2 separate regions of the Homo sapiens genome follow, and region 2 is linked to region 1. A link is a loop called in an ENCODE intact Hi-C map of the cell type or tissue named here. Cell type or tissue: Caco-2. All regions are shown on one strand. Links, peaks and the distances in the headings refer to the core of each region. The heading gives the core; the rest is flanking DNA. Region 1 has its middle 7.5 kb from the start of LINC02038. Region 2 overlaps LINC02028 (long intergenic non-protein coding RNA 2028).

What was found. Peaks named below come from ENCODE experiments on the same cell type or tissue, not always from the same donor. Only the 100,000 strongest peaks of a DNase experiment are listed, where the experiment ranks them.
Region 2: a loop joins it to region 1, with 5 times the contacts of the local background. A loop is called at or near these places in 2 of 110 quality-filtered maps.

Annotation. Positions count from the first base shown.
Region 1 is chr3:193,847,365-193,855,701 of GRCh38, reverse strand. No RefSeq gene overlaps it. Among named protein-coding and RNA genes, the nearest start is that of LINC02038, 7.5 kb to the right of the region's middle. In Caco-2, for the core only: no CTCF peak of the experiment used is centred there; a DNase peak (open chromatin) is centred at 4,071.
Region 2 is chr3:194,056,880-194,065,216 of GRCh38, reverse strand. All of the region lies in intron 1 of LINC02028 (long intergenic non-protein coding RNA 2028), which reads left to right. Among named protein-coding and RNA genes, the nearest start is that of LINC02028, 9.9 kb to the left of the region's middle. RefSeq lists enhancers at 2,155-2,655, 6,644-6,693, 7,329-8,274. In Caco-2, for the core only: no CTCF peak of the experiment used is centred there; DNase peaks (open chromatin) are centred at 3,685 and 6,766; H3K4me3 peaks cover 659 bases.

The DNA.
Region 1 (8,337 bases), core at 285-8,284:
AGGAACTAAAGATTTCCCTTAGTTAGTCTTTGTATTGGGAACTTAGTCATAATTTTTTTTTTCTCCAAGTTCTTCAGTAACCTAGAAGCTACCTATCAACATCTGTATCTTCCTTATTTTTGCTGAAATATTGTACAGAAGCAACTACTTGGTTATCCAAAGCCCTGCCTTCTATAGGCACTTAATTACAGGTATTTATAGGTGATAATGTAATTAACTCTTTTGTTACCACCAGGTCCCCTTTACTACTGGCATCAGAGTCATTAACGCTTTTAAATATAATCAGATCAGAGAGCCAACTCCAGAACCAATTCAGAGAACTCATCCTTTAGGTTTTCTTGCTCATGGTTTCATCAGGGAGGCAGAGTCACTCTTAGTGATATGAAATAATTTCCCATAGCAATTAGACTTCTCACAATAGTGGGAGAAGGATGCAGGAAGATAAGCTGGACCTGATACAGGAGAGATCAAGGGCAACCTGGAACCTTTCCCTGTCTTTCACCACAACTAACCCTATAGAAGAGGTATGTGCCCTTTACCATAGGGGTGCACACACACCTGAGCCAAAACTCAGCAGGAGCTGAGGGGAGCTGCAGAACTGGCCGCTGCTCCATGCTAAGGAGGTAAGCAAGTAGGTAAATGCTGGTGTCTGTTTGTGTTCATGAGCTGTGATGGCACCTGTAGCCCTGCACCAACCTTCAAGTGTTGTGATGGTTGGTCTGCTTTCCAAATCTCATGCCAATTTCTCTTATGGCCAACCATAACGAGGGCCATAGAAAGAAGGAAAAATCTGGGAAATGTCCTTTGGGCTTAGGTAGGCTGACTCAGTACGGAACCACCAGAGCCGTCACTGTTTGGTACTCTTACGTAAGGAACTCAAGATTTAACCTAAGAACCAGTACCTAGAGGGAGAGGGTAAGAGAGAGGGATGGATAGGATCCATGTAAAAATTGGGTTATGAATTCGCTTAAATTAAGACTGTATGTGAGATTGTACCCAAAAGATCAGGATCAAGAAAGCCAGAGGGGAGAGCCGGCTTTGCTCCAGAACATTTCTGTATTTGACAGTGATGATAGTAACCCACCATGGCATCACAGAGCTTTGTGGTTTGCAAAGTGCTCTCACATGCATCATTTCATTTGGAGTGGATTGACCTTCTGCTTCATTCACTAAATACTTATTGAGTATTTGTCCTATGCCAGGAACTGTGCTAGGCATTTTGCATATCCTGTCTCCAAATATATTAATATCTCCTTTATATTTCACTATATCTCTGTGACAGAGATATCACTGTCATTTTACAGATTTTAAAAGTATGGCTATAATGTTGGAGATACAAGACCCTAATGGGAATATAAGATAAATAGAACTTTGTCCTTGCTCTCAAGAACAGGGGTTGGTAAACTTTTTCTATAAAAGGACAAGTGACAAGTAGTTTAGGCTTTGTGGTTCCTATTACAACTACCCAACTCTGAAGCTGTAGAGAATGCAGTCATAGCCAATATAAAAATGAATGTGCATGGCTGTGTTCCAATAAAACTTTATTTACAAAAACAGGCAGTGGGATAGATTTTGCCCATGGGTAATAGTTTACCAACCCCTGAACTACAAGGGCATAGGCTAAAGGAGAGACTACTAATTAAAACAACTCATGATGAGACTATGTGGTAAAGGAGTCTATACGAAGGGCTGTGAAGGCAGAGGGTGTAGCTGGCTGGGGAATTTAGTGAGGCAGGGCAGCATTTCTAGAATCATGACCTCTGTGGTCCATATTTCCAGGTCACTGCCATCCATGAACCAGGAAATGGCTTGCAGACAAATGCAGGGTGGGATCTGGAGCTTATATCTTATCAGAACCTGTGTCTCCTTCCTGAGCTGTCTTCCTGTGAACTGGGCCTGTGGTGTGGGGGTTGAGGTTCACTGTCTGCTTTCCCCTCGTGTATCAGCCAGCCCTTATACTTCCTAAAACTCAGCGTCCCTTATCCTTATCCACAGCACAGAAGCTGTGGGCTTGGCCTGACACAGCCCTAGAATGATACTTCCTTGTATGCCAGCCTCAACTTCTTCTGACCTGCAGCTTGCAAACAACACATTCCTAGTATGTGGTTATTAGCCTACTCCTCCTAGAATGCCCTCTAGATCTGGTTCCTGCCTGAGGTATAAAATCATGCTTGTGGTTGAACTTACAGGTGGACTTTACAAGAAGGCTCAGGACAGGGAAGAACACTATAAAACAACAAAAACTGCCTCCAACTGGAAAGCAGTGTGTAGGGAGGGTTTGAGCAGTGACTAGATGACCATAGGAAGGAGAAGTTCTAATATTTAAAAAGTCCTTGGGCTTAGGAGTCTTTCTGTCCCACAGTCCTATTTAGCTTTGTGATAGCGGACAAATTTCTTGAGCTCTCTTGACTTAGTTTCATGATTTGAAAACAGAGAGTTCACATCTCTCATAGGGCTGTTGTGATAATTAAATGAGAATTCCATCCAGTTTCCAGCAGGCACTATCCTGGCACACAGTTGACTCAAGACAGTATTAGAGAAAGACTCTGACATCAGATGGGGTGGGGTGGCCAAGTTGGGCGAAATAACTGAGGTCTGTGGTTTACTTTGATATATAAATCTAACAAGAATTCCTTTCTTTAACTTACATAAAATTCTTTCATTAAATCTCAGAAACAAAGGGATGTAACCTAAGGAGATCTCTTTGTGAGCACCCTAAGATTGGACATAAATGAAGAAATATTTATTAACACAAAAGAATTTCATTTGGAGGAAAAAAAACCATTGTAGGAATTTTTTCTGCATAACAGTTTTCATGCATACAAGTCATTTGGGATTCTAACCAAGTGTTTCCATTTCAAACTGAATAAAGTTTTACTTTGTAAATGTCTATATTAACAAAGCTTTCATTGAGGTTCGGAGAGGGGGCACTTAAAAATGTTTGCCAACCCCCCCATTAAAAAGTATATATTACTCAATGAAGTGGTATAGAAATAGATATCTATTTCTTTAAGTCCTACACAAAATAAAAGCATCTAACTTTGTGGGCAGAGGGAGGTCCAACTTTTTGTTTTCTTAACGCAGATGGAAAGAATCCCAAGAGACCAGTGAAGCAAGAAATTATCAAAGCTGCGGTATTTACGAAGTCACTTTGTGCCAGTGCCCCAGCAAGCTGCCACCATGGCTGCCAAGCCCTGTCACCCTTGCTGATCAGTACAGAGAGGGGCTCGCTGCGCTGGGTAGAGGAAGCAGGAAGTTTGCTGAACTCAGACGGAAGAAAAAGGATTCCTCTGGAGAATCCCAGCAGGTGGGAGAGCCGCTCTGCAGAGCGAGGCTCTTTTGACCCAGAGTACACACAATAGAGCCCTCTTAGGAGAGAGATTTTTTTCCACAGGTTTCTTCTTGGCCCTCTGGATTTGTTCTAAGCTGGCTTTCTGTGTGTGTGAGTTGTCTTGGCCTTTCTGGTTTTCTTTCCCTTTGGAACTTTCAGATCTTTCCATTGTGCACGATGTCCCTGTGAAAAGGCCTGAGTCACTCGGCCTCAAACTTTGCAGCCCCAAACATTCCCTCTTTGAATTAAGGTCACCTGTGTATGTCTCCCCACTCGGTAGAGGAAAGGGCACTTCATCGCCCTGGCCCTGGGCCCAAGGACCCCCTTGGGAGCATTGTCGAGGGACTTTTTCAGATGAGAGGCTTTCTGTAAAAGACTGACAGGGACTTCTTAGGACAGATGACCTTTAAATATATTTTCCAATTCTGATTCTGGGATTCTAAAATGGTGTGTGGACCCCATACAATGTCATTTGAGCAGGAGCAGACAGAACTGGAGATAACTCAAAGGAGATGTTAGAGCTGCCTTTAAGATCCTTGGAATACAGAAACAAGAAAGACATTAGTCCTAGGATATGTGATCTCAGAAGGCAGAAATTTTGGCCGGAGTTTTATGACAGGATGGGAGTTTACAGTTGATCTAGGAAAGGAATCCTGATTTACCAGTCAGATCTGCTGGAGTAAAGCCCAAAGACCTGGTTTTGAATGCTCACCGCTGCCTAACATCTGTGTGACCCTGGGCTACTGACCTGACTTTGCTGAGCCTGTTTTCCCATAGGCCAAACAGTGATAAGGCTTGCCTTGATTCTGCCATCCGGCTATTGTGAAGAGGAATAGGATAAGAGAAAGTGCTTGTAAATTCTGAAGTTCTAAAGATTTAATCCTACTGTCCAACTCCCCTGTTTGATGGAGTAGATAACCAGAGAATGGAGAAGTTAAGAAACTTACATGAGAGCACACAGTATTGATCTAAGGTAGTAGCTGATAAGGCCTCACATCTACAAGAGATAATATATTGATCCCTAGCAGCTCCAGGATAAAAGGCTTTTGGGGGGGCCTTGGGGCCATGACGCAGCCCCAACTTCCCACTGGAGTTTCATCTCACTCTTAATTTTATTTTCTGATTATGAAAATTATATGTGCTCACTGTGTGGAACTTGTATAATACAAAAAGCACAAAGTAAAACATGTTAAAACATTTTAATAATTCTGCTATGTGGACATATCTACTGTTGAAATTAAGATATATAACCTTTTAGCCTTTTCTCTGTGCATGTACATATTTGAACATAATTGGAATATTTCATGCAAACTTTTGTATATTGACTCCTTTTTCACCTGATGGTTTGTTGTACACTTTGCCATTAAAATTCATTAAGCAGTATCAAATGCATAATTTTCCACTGTGTAAGAACATAACAGCTTGTAACAAGTCCTCTACTGTTGGACACCGAGGTTCTTTCTTGTTTGCTACAAACAAATGTGTTGAACATTCTTACCTGTGAGTTGTTGTTTTCCTGGCCTGTCTTTAACTCCCAGCACCTTTCATTCAGTCCAGGTAGCTGCCCACATGTTAAGAAGCGGGATCTGAAGGAAAACCTGCATAAGGCTCTACATCAAATGCTGAAAGTGCTGCCCCACCAACAAGCAATGCTTCCTATAGGTTCCCTGGGGTGATTTTGGCCATTCTCTAAAACTCTGAGTTTCTTGTCTTCTGCAGAGACTCACAAATGTTTGTTTGCCCCAAAGTGTTATAGGTTTATCCTGATAATATGTGCAATACGATATACAGCTGAGGCCCTAAGCCCTATTAAAATATCTTAAGGTATTTTATTTAAACATATATATTTTACATGAAGTTTTTATTTTTGCCCTGTGTTGCTTTCAGTGATGCTTAGGGTAATGAAGTTTCACTTTTCTTTCCTGATGTAGGTTTCTGATTGGACATGGGTCCATGTCCTTGTGAAGTCTCCTCCTCCTGAACCTGCCCTGCTCTGTGACTTGCTTTTGACCACCAGCATGCTGCAGAAGTGATGCCGTGTGACTTCTGAGTGGGTCATAGGAAGCCTTGCAGTGTGGCCTGGGTCTTCAGGAATGCTTGTTTGAGGAAAACCACTGTCATGTAAGAAGTATGGCTACCCTGAGACTGTCATGGTGTGAGGACTCCTAAATGAGTCACATGTGGATGGCCACCTATTCAGGCCTCAGTTCTTCCAGCCATTGCGACTGTGGCCCACGCATGTGGGGGAAGAGGCCATTTTTCACGCCCATCCCAGTTGAGTCTTTAGATGATCCCTTCCTGGGCCTCCAGCTGACTGTAACCAGACTCCAGGCAGGAACCACATAGGAACTGAACCCAGTCAACCCACAGGCTGGGGAGGATGATAGTCCATTGTTGTATAAAGCCACTGCATTTGGAATGGTCTGTTGTATACTACCTAATCAGAACAAGACTCAATCCTTTCTTCATAGCTGGTAGTCTTAAGCATTTATTAATTCATATTTTAGTCACATTATGAATTTTCTATCACAATAAGCATTTATTGAGCACTTTTTATAGAGGGACTATGCTAGGCTTGAAGAATAAAAGACACATAGGACACGGCCCTGCTTATGTTCAGGTAGCTGTGGTCTAAACGAGGACGCACACATAAGGTGAAGACCCCATGAGATGGAATACACGGGGATAACAAGCCTCACAGTGGACTGGTCGCTTTACCAGGGGTGAGGCGATTCTGCCTATAAGGTAGGGAAGGACTTTCTGAAAGGGTGACACTGAGTTCCACCTTGAAAAATGCCTGAGAATTCACCCATAGACACAGTGGAAGAGGGGTGTTCCGAGGAAGGGAGATCAATGTGCAGAGAGACAGAAATCCCGGTTCGCTTATTCCCAACAAGGCAGAGAACAAACCTCTCCCAGTGATGCCCTCCCTTGTTCCCGTCCCCAATCTTTTGATAATAGTGGGAAGGGTTTCAAAGTGAGGGTTAAAAATGGGCTGGTTTTGCCACCCCTTAGTAAGTCTTGGGCAGGATTCTCAACTCTTGACACTCATTAAAATCACCTGGGAAGCTTTTGCAAAACTCCAGCATGGTACAACTACTTTAGAAACTGGTGTTATCCATTAAAACTAAACATTTGCTTATCTTAGCAATTCCACTCCTAGGTTTATAGAGTAAACAGAAACACATACGTGCCTGTGTCAAAAAACATGTATAGGCATGTTCAAGACCACACTGTTTGGCCAAGTGCCCTAGTTCATGCCTGTAATCCCAGCATCTTGGGAGGCCAAGGCGGGAGTATTGCTTGAGGCCAGGAGTTTGAGACCAGCCTGGGCATCATAGTGAGACTCCCATCTTGACACACACACAGTTTTTTTTTTTAATTAGCTGGGTGTGGTGGCGTGCACCTGTAGTCCTAGCTACTTGGGAGGCTGAGGTGATAGGATCCCTTGAGCCCAGAAGTTCAAGGCTGAAATGAGCTATGATTGTGTCACAGCACTCCAGTATGGGCAACAGAGAGATCCTATGTCCAAAACAAAAACAAAAACAAAACAAAAATACACACATTATTTGTAAGATGTAAAAAAAGGGAACAATCCATGTGTATCAATAGAATAGTTATATGCTGTGTATGCGTAATTAGTGTCTTAACCTGTTCAGGCTGCTGAATACCTCAACTGGGTAATTTACAAACAACAGAATTTATGGCTCATGGTTCTAGAGGCTAGGTAGTCTAAGATGCAAACGTCAACAGATTTGATGTCTGGTAAGGCCCTGTTCATCATAGATGGCACCCTTTTGCTGTGTCCTCACATGGCAAAAGGGACAAACAGGATTTTTTCAAGCCTCTTTTATGAGGGTACTAATTCCATTTATGGGGGGAGAGCCTTTGTAACCCATTCACTTCCTAAAGCCCCCACCACTTAATACTATTGGAGATTAGATTTCAATATATGAAATTTGGGTGGGACACAAACATTCATACCATAGCGGGCAGACAATGTAATACTATACAGCAATGAAAAGAAATGAACAACAGCGACCCAGAACAACATGAATGAACTTTTTTTTTTTTTTTGACAGAGTCTTGCTCTATTGCCCAGGCTGGAATGCAGTGACACAATCTTGGCCCAACCTCCACCTCTTGGGTTCAAGCAATTCTCCTGCCTCCGCCTTCCGAGTAGCTGGGATTACAGGCACACGCCACCATGCCCAGCCAATTTTTGTATTTCTAGTAGAGATGGGGTTTTGCCACGTTGATCAGGCTGGTCTTGAACTCCTGACCTCGGGTGATCCGCCTGCCTCAGCCTCCCAAAGTGCTGGGATTGCAGGCATGAGCCACTGCGCCAGGCCCATGAATGAATCTTAAAAATAAAATAGTGAATCAAGGAAGTCAGACACAAAGAGTACATACTCTACGGCTGCATTTCTATAAATATCAAAAAGAGGCAAAACAAATGTGTGGTGTTAGAAATCAGGAGAGTGTTACTATCCTGGGGAGGAAGGAGAAGACCTGAAGGAACTTGAGGGGGGCTTTGGCCTGCTGGTAGAGCTTTTTTTTTTTTTGTCTCGATCTAGGTGGTAGTTACATACGGATATTCACGTTGTAAAAGTTTGCCAAGGCTTTAATGTAATTATCTGATGCATATTATAATTAAAATGGAAAGTTTGTTTTAAAAGTACCAGTGCTTGGTCTCCACCCCTATGGACTCTGGTTTTATTGCTCTGGGAAGGAGCTCAGCCCTCTTAGTGGTGTAAAAATTTTCCAGGTGATTCTGATATGCAGTCAGGCTTGAGAAACACATGCTGTGCTTGATTAGTGGCCTCTCTCTTTGGACTTGGAGAATGCTGGCCTGTTGTTTTCACCTATTGGCCAGTCCCACTCAGCCTTTGGTTATGAATTAGATTAGAAACGTAGGAGAGAAGGGCCAGGTGCGGTGGCTCCCGCCTGTAATCCCAGCACTTTGGGAGACTGAGGTGGGAGGACTGCCTAAGCTCAGGAGGTTG
Region 2 (8,337 bases), core at 138-8,137, 210 kb before region 1:
GGGCCTGTGTGACACTTGGATATCGGGTATCCATGTGGTAACTATATTTTCCAAGCCCCAAATAGGGACACATGGTCTGACAAGTGTGAAGGTACTTATGGGGCAAGAGACTAGAAGGTTTTAAATTAGGCCTGTCCCAGCAAATCCAGGACATCTGGTCATCATAGATATCTAGGGGCTGCCCACACCCCTGGCACGAGGCAGGCTTTTGCCTTTTAATACTCTTTCCCATCTTGAATGCCCAAGGTCTATTTTTTGGTTTAAGCACATGCCACAGACAAGTGAGGGACATTTAAAAAGATCAAACAGCTGGAGAGAGATTGCAAGGGACATTCTTTTTAGGGAAGCCACAGCAGGGGAGAGGGCAGGAGAGGGCAAGGAAGTGGCAGAGGGTCAGAAGAGTAACTCACGGGTTCTAAATCCCAGGAGGTGTAGGGCATTGTGAGCTGAGGTCAGGTTAAGGCTGGGGACTTTTCCTCAGTATCAGGCCCATAGCTACCCACTTCTCCTCTCCCTTCCTCTTTCTCCATCTCTTCTCCTTGTTCTTTTCTCATTGTGAACTCTCACTACTCCCTCCTGACTCCGGCTTAGAGCAGAAGGAGCTGCAGCTGGCCTGAGGCACCTCAAGGAGGGGCGGCTGGTTTCTGTGCAGTGAAGACAACTTCCTGAAGAGCTATGTGACTGTGCTGAACCCGCTTCTGTAAAATGGGTTCACCAATAACAGGTTACTGTAGAATTATAGAGGATAGGGTGTAAAACTGTCCTATAAACGGTGAAGAATTGGACACATGTGGTGCTCAGTTTTGTATTCAGTGGGAGTTGGGGTCAATGTTATGTTGATATTGTTAGAATAACTGCCAGTCTTAGGAGCATTTATCAGTAGAGGCCTAACAGCAATAATGTGAGGTTGTGTGTTTGCTTCATTTGAAATGGTACAGTTGCCTGCTACTTCACAAATACAGGGAGAAGAAAGGAGAAGTGAGGTACAAGGCGGGTACGTGTGCATGTTTCAGTGTGTGTGTGTTTGTGTGTGTGTAGAGAGAGAGAGAGAAATGGAGGTACAATCTGGCATTTGTTAGAAATCGCACAATCATAGAACACTAGGGATGGGCCTTAAAGAATCTATCCTCTTCACTCTATGGACAGGGACACTAAAGCTCAGACAGAAAAAAGCTAATTTTCCAAGGTCAATCACTAGTCAGTTGGGGGCCACACGGGGCATGGTCTCCAGGTCTTCTGGTCCAAGTCCAAGGCTTCCATTGTCAGCCCATGCTCAGCCCTATTGTACAAACCACGATGTGCAAGGAGCAGTGGGGAGTCAGAGGGACAGATGTGACCTTTCGTGTCAGGGTGTCCCAGATTATTTGGGAAGGCCACACCTACAACCGTGACCCAGTCAAAGACGAGCCTGAAACAGTACTGACTGGGATGTAAGATCCAGGGATACACCTCAGGGACCTGTAAGAATGTAGGTGCAGGAGCAGCCATCCAGGCCTGGGTGGTAGGGGAAGACTTGAGGAAATAGCTGAAGGAGTGGACGTGGACAGTTAGAATAATAAAAAACAAGCAATTAAGTAACATTTCCTTCAAGTGATGCTTTTTGCTCCAATTCTTGCCTAGAGGTGGTGGTTTGGGATTTTACCAGCATCTCTCTTTGGAATTCAAATGTACCACCAGTACTTCGCTTTTCCTGAAAAGCCTAAGTTACAAATTGATAGCTTCTAAAACCTCTCTGCAAAGGGTTAAATGTCTGTGTTGGAAAAGAGAAACTCATCAGTTAATATCTACTTCTTAATCAGCCCAAGGTGCTGAAAAAAAGGCCATTCACCAAGTGGTTAGCAAAGCTAATTTGTCATTCTGGCATTTTGACCTACTGTGCTTTTAAGGCATTATTCTTCCACACATTTCAAAACCGTTATTCTTCCACACTGTAGTTTCTGTTGGAGAGAACCAATTACATCTTTCCCTACCATACACAATGGGATGTCCTTGACATTACTTACGGGGTTTTCCTTCTTATCTGGAAACTTGGTTGGAAACCTCTAGAGGAGCAGGGGACCCTCATTTATTCATCTCTACCCGCTCCATAGCACCTCCCATGAATCCTTGCCCAGGGCTGGCTCTGAGGAATCTTTTGTTGGATTTGAAATGATGATCATATCGGGTTAATTTCCAGCATTAACCATAAAAATTGGCTAGAGTTCAAAGCTGGTGGCATGCTCAAGTTACTGCCAAACCTCCTGCTCATTCCCTCCCACCCCCCCAGCCTCAAGTTGTGAGCAACTGAATTTATCAGCTGTGAAACTGGTTGCACTAATACCTCAGATGAATCTTCAATATAAGCTGTATCCCCTGCTGGGGCTTCTTGAGGAAGGTGACTGGATCTCACTCATCTTGGAACCTTTATGCTTAGCCCAGTGACTGCCTGGTACATAGAAAGTGCTCAATAAATGTTTATTGCATTAGACAGTAATTTTCGGCCGGGCGCGGTGGCTCACGCCTGTAATCCCAGCACTTTGGGAGGCCGAGGCGGACGGATCACGAGGTCAGGAGATCGAGACCATCCTGGCTAACATGGTGAAACCCCGTCTCTACTAAAAATCCAAAAAAATTAGCTGGGCGTGGTGGCAGGCGCCTGTAGTCCCAGCTACTCGGGAGGCTGAGGCAGGAGAATGGTGTGAACCCGGGAGGCAGAGCTTGCAGTGAGCCGAGGTAGCGCCACTGCACTCTAGCCTGGGCAACAAAACAAGACTCCGTCTCAAAAAAAAAAAAAAAGACAGTAATTTTCTAATTTCTTAGAAATTAGAAAAAACATTTTCATTAGGTTACCTCTCCCCTCAAACTCAGAGTACATATCATTACAGAAAAGAGAAAGGCCGGGGGTGTAGGGACAGAAAACACTTCCTGCTCTGGAAACTATACCATTAGCTCCTTTGTTCAAGTCGGCATTTCTGATCTGATACCTGTATTTCACACAAGAAATGACAACTTCCCTGATACTTCAAAGTCCTTTCTCATATCTAGGATGATTTTTTTAAATTTAATTTTTTAAAGCACAGACCCATCTTTGATCTATGCAGGGCAATGTATTTGGGTTGACAAGATGGTTTCCCTGTTTCTTCCTTTAGGCACACTTTCATCAGTATGTTCCTGCCTTGGTTTAGTCCTTAGATGATTTTTTTTTTTTTGGCCCAGAGTTTATCATGGACATTTACATTAGCAAGTATTTCTGCATCTTTTTGTGATTTTCATCTTTAGTTTATTAGAATAAGTCTCCCCACCTTCTTTGGATTTAATTTTATTTAAGAACATGATCTGGGGCTGCATATTCATTCATGTGAATATTAACTAATCCAGATGAACTTTACTGGAATGTAAATACTGTGGCTGGAAGGCAAGATCAAAACCATTCCCCAAACAGAAATGTTAATCTTTCTATGGCCAAGGGGAAACACAGCAGTTTAACATGCAAGCAATTTCATGCATTTTTACATTAAGTCATTAAGTAAAATCTTTTGTCTGTTTTGTATGGTTGAGATTATTTATAAGTAACAGGTAAAGGCCAAAGGTCCCCAGCATTGCTTGACCTGTTTGAATATCAGTCCATACCAAAGATGTTTGGAGAAATCACTGTTCCGACCACAGTGTCAACTAACACCAAAGGTAGTGTTTCATTCACCTTAAACATGTCACCAGAGGCTGAGTGAAACTACATGCTTGCTTCCATTTATATACATGGTCATTCGCCACTTAAGGATGGGGATACGTTCTGGGAAATGCATTGTTAGGTGATTTCATCATTGTGTGAACACACCATAGAGGGCACTTACACACACCTGGATGGTATGGCCTACTACACACCTAGGCTATATTGTACAGCCTATTGCTCCCAGGCCACAAACTTGTACAGCATGTCATCCACTGAATGCTGTGGACACTTATAACTCAATGGTAAGTATTTGTGTATCTTAACATATGTAAACATAGAAAAGGTACACTAAAAATATGGTGTTATAATCTTATGGGACTGCCTTCATATATGAAGTTCATCGTTGACTGAAACGTTGTTATGCACCACATGACACTGTGTGTGTGTGTGGGGGGGGTGTGTATGAGTACCTGTATATGCATATGTAAAACCCAAAACTTCAGTGAAGTGTGTATGTGAGGTTTGTGTGTGTGCATGATGTGGCAGTGGGGAGATGGGTCCCTTAGGGTCATGCAAACCAGCAAAGCAGAAGCTTACGTTTAATGAACATTTAAAATATTATAGACATTTACTTACAAAACAAACGCTAGATTTCTTCTGTATATCAAGAAATCAGTAGATCCTTCTATATAGGAAAACTAAATCTTTTTTGATTGATAAGAGTGTTTGGGCTTTCCCTGGGCACTTATGTCATTGGATCACATTTAGATGGAGTGCCTTGGAAAGTTTGACATCTCTCATAGATGCCAACATGAGAGACTAATCGTACATAAAATAGCCTAGAGCCACTGGGGATTCAAATGGCTCCGGCCTGACCTCTTATCCTGACTTTCATACTTCTACCACCTCCAGCTCAGACCAGTCTCTTAGGCTGGGTCTAACACAAGCCAGTTCCAAAGAATGGGCATTATCCCTGGGTTAAATAAATATTTTATGTGATTTATTTCACTTGGCCAATCAATTATTGGATCAGATTGACCTAGAACCTTCTGGTTCTTATAGTACTATTCTGTCTCTGTCCCTTAGGAAAGGATCAGCAACAACACACACGCACACACACACAAACACACACACACACACACACAAACACACATACACTTAACAGCATTTTGAAGCTTTGGTGAGACACCTTAACTTATTTAAGCAAAATACACAATTAAATAGAGTGAAAGCTCACATCTGTTTTGAGATTGACTCTGGTAGCGCTAGTCTTATTGGATTTTATAAAAAGTAATTCCAGTTATGGTAACTACATTTATAAAAGCACAGCTGGGGTGGATGAAACTGGAGTCGTTCACTAGGTTAGATCAATATTCAACCCTGGCTACACATTCACCTGGGGAGCTTTTGAAAAATGCTGAGGCCTGGGCCATACTTCAAGCCAATGAAAGCAGAATCTCTGGCTGCGAGGCCTAAGCATCTGTATTTTTAAAAGCTCCTCCAGGAGATTTTAACGTTGAGAACCACAGAGTTAGATGAATAGAAGCAGGGAGTCAGGAAAGGGGTGATTAATACTATGCCATGCCAGTGATGGACCAAAGAGCTTAAGCTTTTTTTTTTTTTCTTAGATGGAGGTTCGTTCTTGTCACCCAGGCTGTAGTGCAGTGGTGCGATCTTGGCTCACTGCAATCCCTGCCTCCCTGGTTCAAGTGATTCTCCCATGTCAGCCTCCCGAGTAGCTGGGATTACAGGCACCCACCACCATGCCCAGCTAATTTTTGTATTTTTAGTAGAAACGGGGTTTCACCATGTTGGCCAGGCTAGTCTCAAACTCCTGCCCTCAGGTGATCCACCCGCCTTGGCTTCCCAAAGCGCTGGGATTACAGGCGTGAGCCACCACACCCGGCCTGAGCCTAAGCTTTTCATTTCGAATAAGTCTCTGGATGTCAGAGCTGGATATATACCTTAAATATATGTCTCATTTTGGAGAAGGGAAACTGAGGCTCAGAGGCTTAGTAATGCTATATAGTATTATCCTGGCCAGAAACTTGTCTTCCACTGTATGCCTGTCACCTAAAGAGCAAGCTTGGGAATTAAAAGAACAAACTCCTGTCCATGAATCTAACCGTCTATTTATTTAGTAATATTTAAACACTGGAAATGGTTTCTGGTGGTGGAATCAGCACAGCTTTGTAGCTCTCAGATGTAAAGGCTGTGTCCCTTATTAGCTACTGCTTATTTTTTCTGAGCCTGTCTTCTCATCTGGCAAATAAGAATTAAGAATAACTACTCTCCAAGTGTTATCACAAATGAGATGACAGCAGGTAAAACATGTAGTATGTGCTCAGAAAACTAAATGGAATTATAATTATTAACTGCGTTAAAAAAATCTGGGGATTTATGTAGAAATAGCTGCAGAGGGGATAAAAAGAGCTTCTTGGAGCTTCTTTGCATGAAATATCATAACCCTGCAAAGGTTGTTTTTGGTTTCTATTGATTGAAAACACAAATAAACCCCAACTGAAGCACTCTTATGAAGGAATGAATGGATTTCCAATCTGTGTTTTCTTGTTTACTGTGGAAAATATGCGATCCAAGGAAAACACAGGTGGTTAAACTGCTCAGTGCCTCTATTTTTATCATAAGCAGAGGGCTCTAAGCATTCAAACCCAAATATTTTACTTAATAGAAAATGAAGACTTAACTTCTCAAGGTTAACTGGATCCAGGTTTCCTGTGGCCAAATTTAGATTTTCAGCCATCAGTTGAAATTCCAAAACAATAATAAAAAGCTCACAATTAGCATTTTTAAAGAAGCATTTTCTTTTCATTTAGGAACTTTTGCTTTTTTGGCATCCCTTTTGTTTTGCAAAAATAAAATCTTAGTAGGGAGAGGAAAGCCACCTCCCCGGGTTGGATGCTTGCGAGATGAAGATGGGAGCCCACCCCGCAGGGCCCTGGAGAAGGTGGCGCCCCTCCCCCCTGCCCCCGTCCCCCTCCCCACTCCCCTCTTCTCTCCCCGCTGCCCGCCCCGCCACCCGGGCTTGTGCGGACGTGTCTCGGGCGTGACCTTTGAGCAGCTGCGCCACCGGCTCAGCCTCGCGGCGGGGGAAACCCGAGCTCCCAACAAAACGGTTCCATCTTTGGCTAGGCCTTTGGTATTTCAAGGCGCTGCCGGTGGGGAGAGATGCCGCGTGCCTGAGAGGCTCTGGGAGGTCGCCGCAGCTTTCGCTTCCCGGGTTTTACATTTCCGAAGGGGCTGAACGTCTGCAGAGGAACCGGAGCTGATGCTGGGGCTGGGGCTGGGGCCGGGGCGGGAACCTAACGAATGCACCTCTGGGGAGGCTAGAGGGAGCGCGGCTCAGCCTCCTCCCTGGGTGGGTCCTTCAGCGCTCTTTCCTTCTTTTTTTCTTTTCTGCAGATGTTATGTGGTCAACAGGGACTGAGGCTCTTTAAGCCCTTAAATCTCTAAGGGCTAAATCTCCTTCCTGATATTCGCCCCCAAACCGGTAACGGTTTTCACATGATTCAGATACCTCTCTACCTGCCTGAAGGACTGGAGTGCAAAGTTGAACTTGACTCAGATAAATGCATTGATCCTTCCCTGGGGAAAAAAGTTTAGACATCACTAATAGTAGTTAACTTTTGAGTGCTTCCTCTGTGCTAAGCACGGTTCTAATCACTTAAATGTAATAACTCATTTAATCATCACAACAATTCTATGACATAGGAATTCTTATTTCTGCCTAACAGGCACCAAAGAAGGCCCAGAGAGGTTTAACAACTTCCTCAGAATCACACAGCTTCCAAATGGTTGGGTTGGGTTTACATTTAGGCGGTCTTGCTCCAGAGCCAGTGCTCCTAACCTTTGCAAGCCACGAACCTCAAGAAAGTGGAGAAGGAAACGCTGGGAAATCTGGAAGTCAGACATGGCAAGTGAGGACTTTCTTTTTTCTTTTCTTTTCTTTTTTTCTTTTTTTAGAAGGAGTTTTGCTTTAATTGCCGAGGCTGGAGTCGGCTCACTGCAACCTCCGCCTCCCAGGTTCAAGCGACTCTCCTGCCTCAGCCTCCCAAGTAGCTGGGACTATGGGATTACAGGCATGCACCACCACGCCCGGCTAATTTTGTGTGTGTTTTTAGTAGATACGCGGTTTCTCCATGTTGGTCAGGCTGGTCTCGAACTCGCGACCTCAGGTGATCCGCCCACCTCGGCCTCCCAAAGTGCTAGGATACAGGCGTGAGCCATCACACCTGGCCAGGACCTTCTTAAATGCTCTGTTTTGGTCAGAAAGTGCTGGGACCCCGGGGTGGCACACCCAGCACTCACCAGGAACTAAGTACTTGCTGTCCGTTTTGGACACGTGCTGGCAGCTTGTTGACTCTCATGCCGCCATTCTCAAGAGGGGCTCCCTGGCAACCTCATCTATTGCCTGTTGGAAAGGGACAGGGCAGGCAGGGACAGGAGAGGCCGATGGCAGGCAGTTGGCTCCCAGGGTCGGTCTGAAGAGAGAGGAGAGAGGTGTGAGAAAGAGAGGGACCCACGGCATGAGGGTTGAGGCAGGGGCCAGGTCTTGCCTTGGATGCCCCAGGAAGTATGCCAGGCACTTGGGGGAACTCCTGCCCTGAAACAGTGAAGTCTGCATCCAGCAGGCCAGTTTGTTGATGAACAGGTTTGGCTAGACTGTCGAG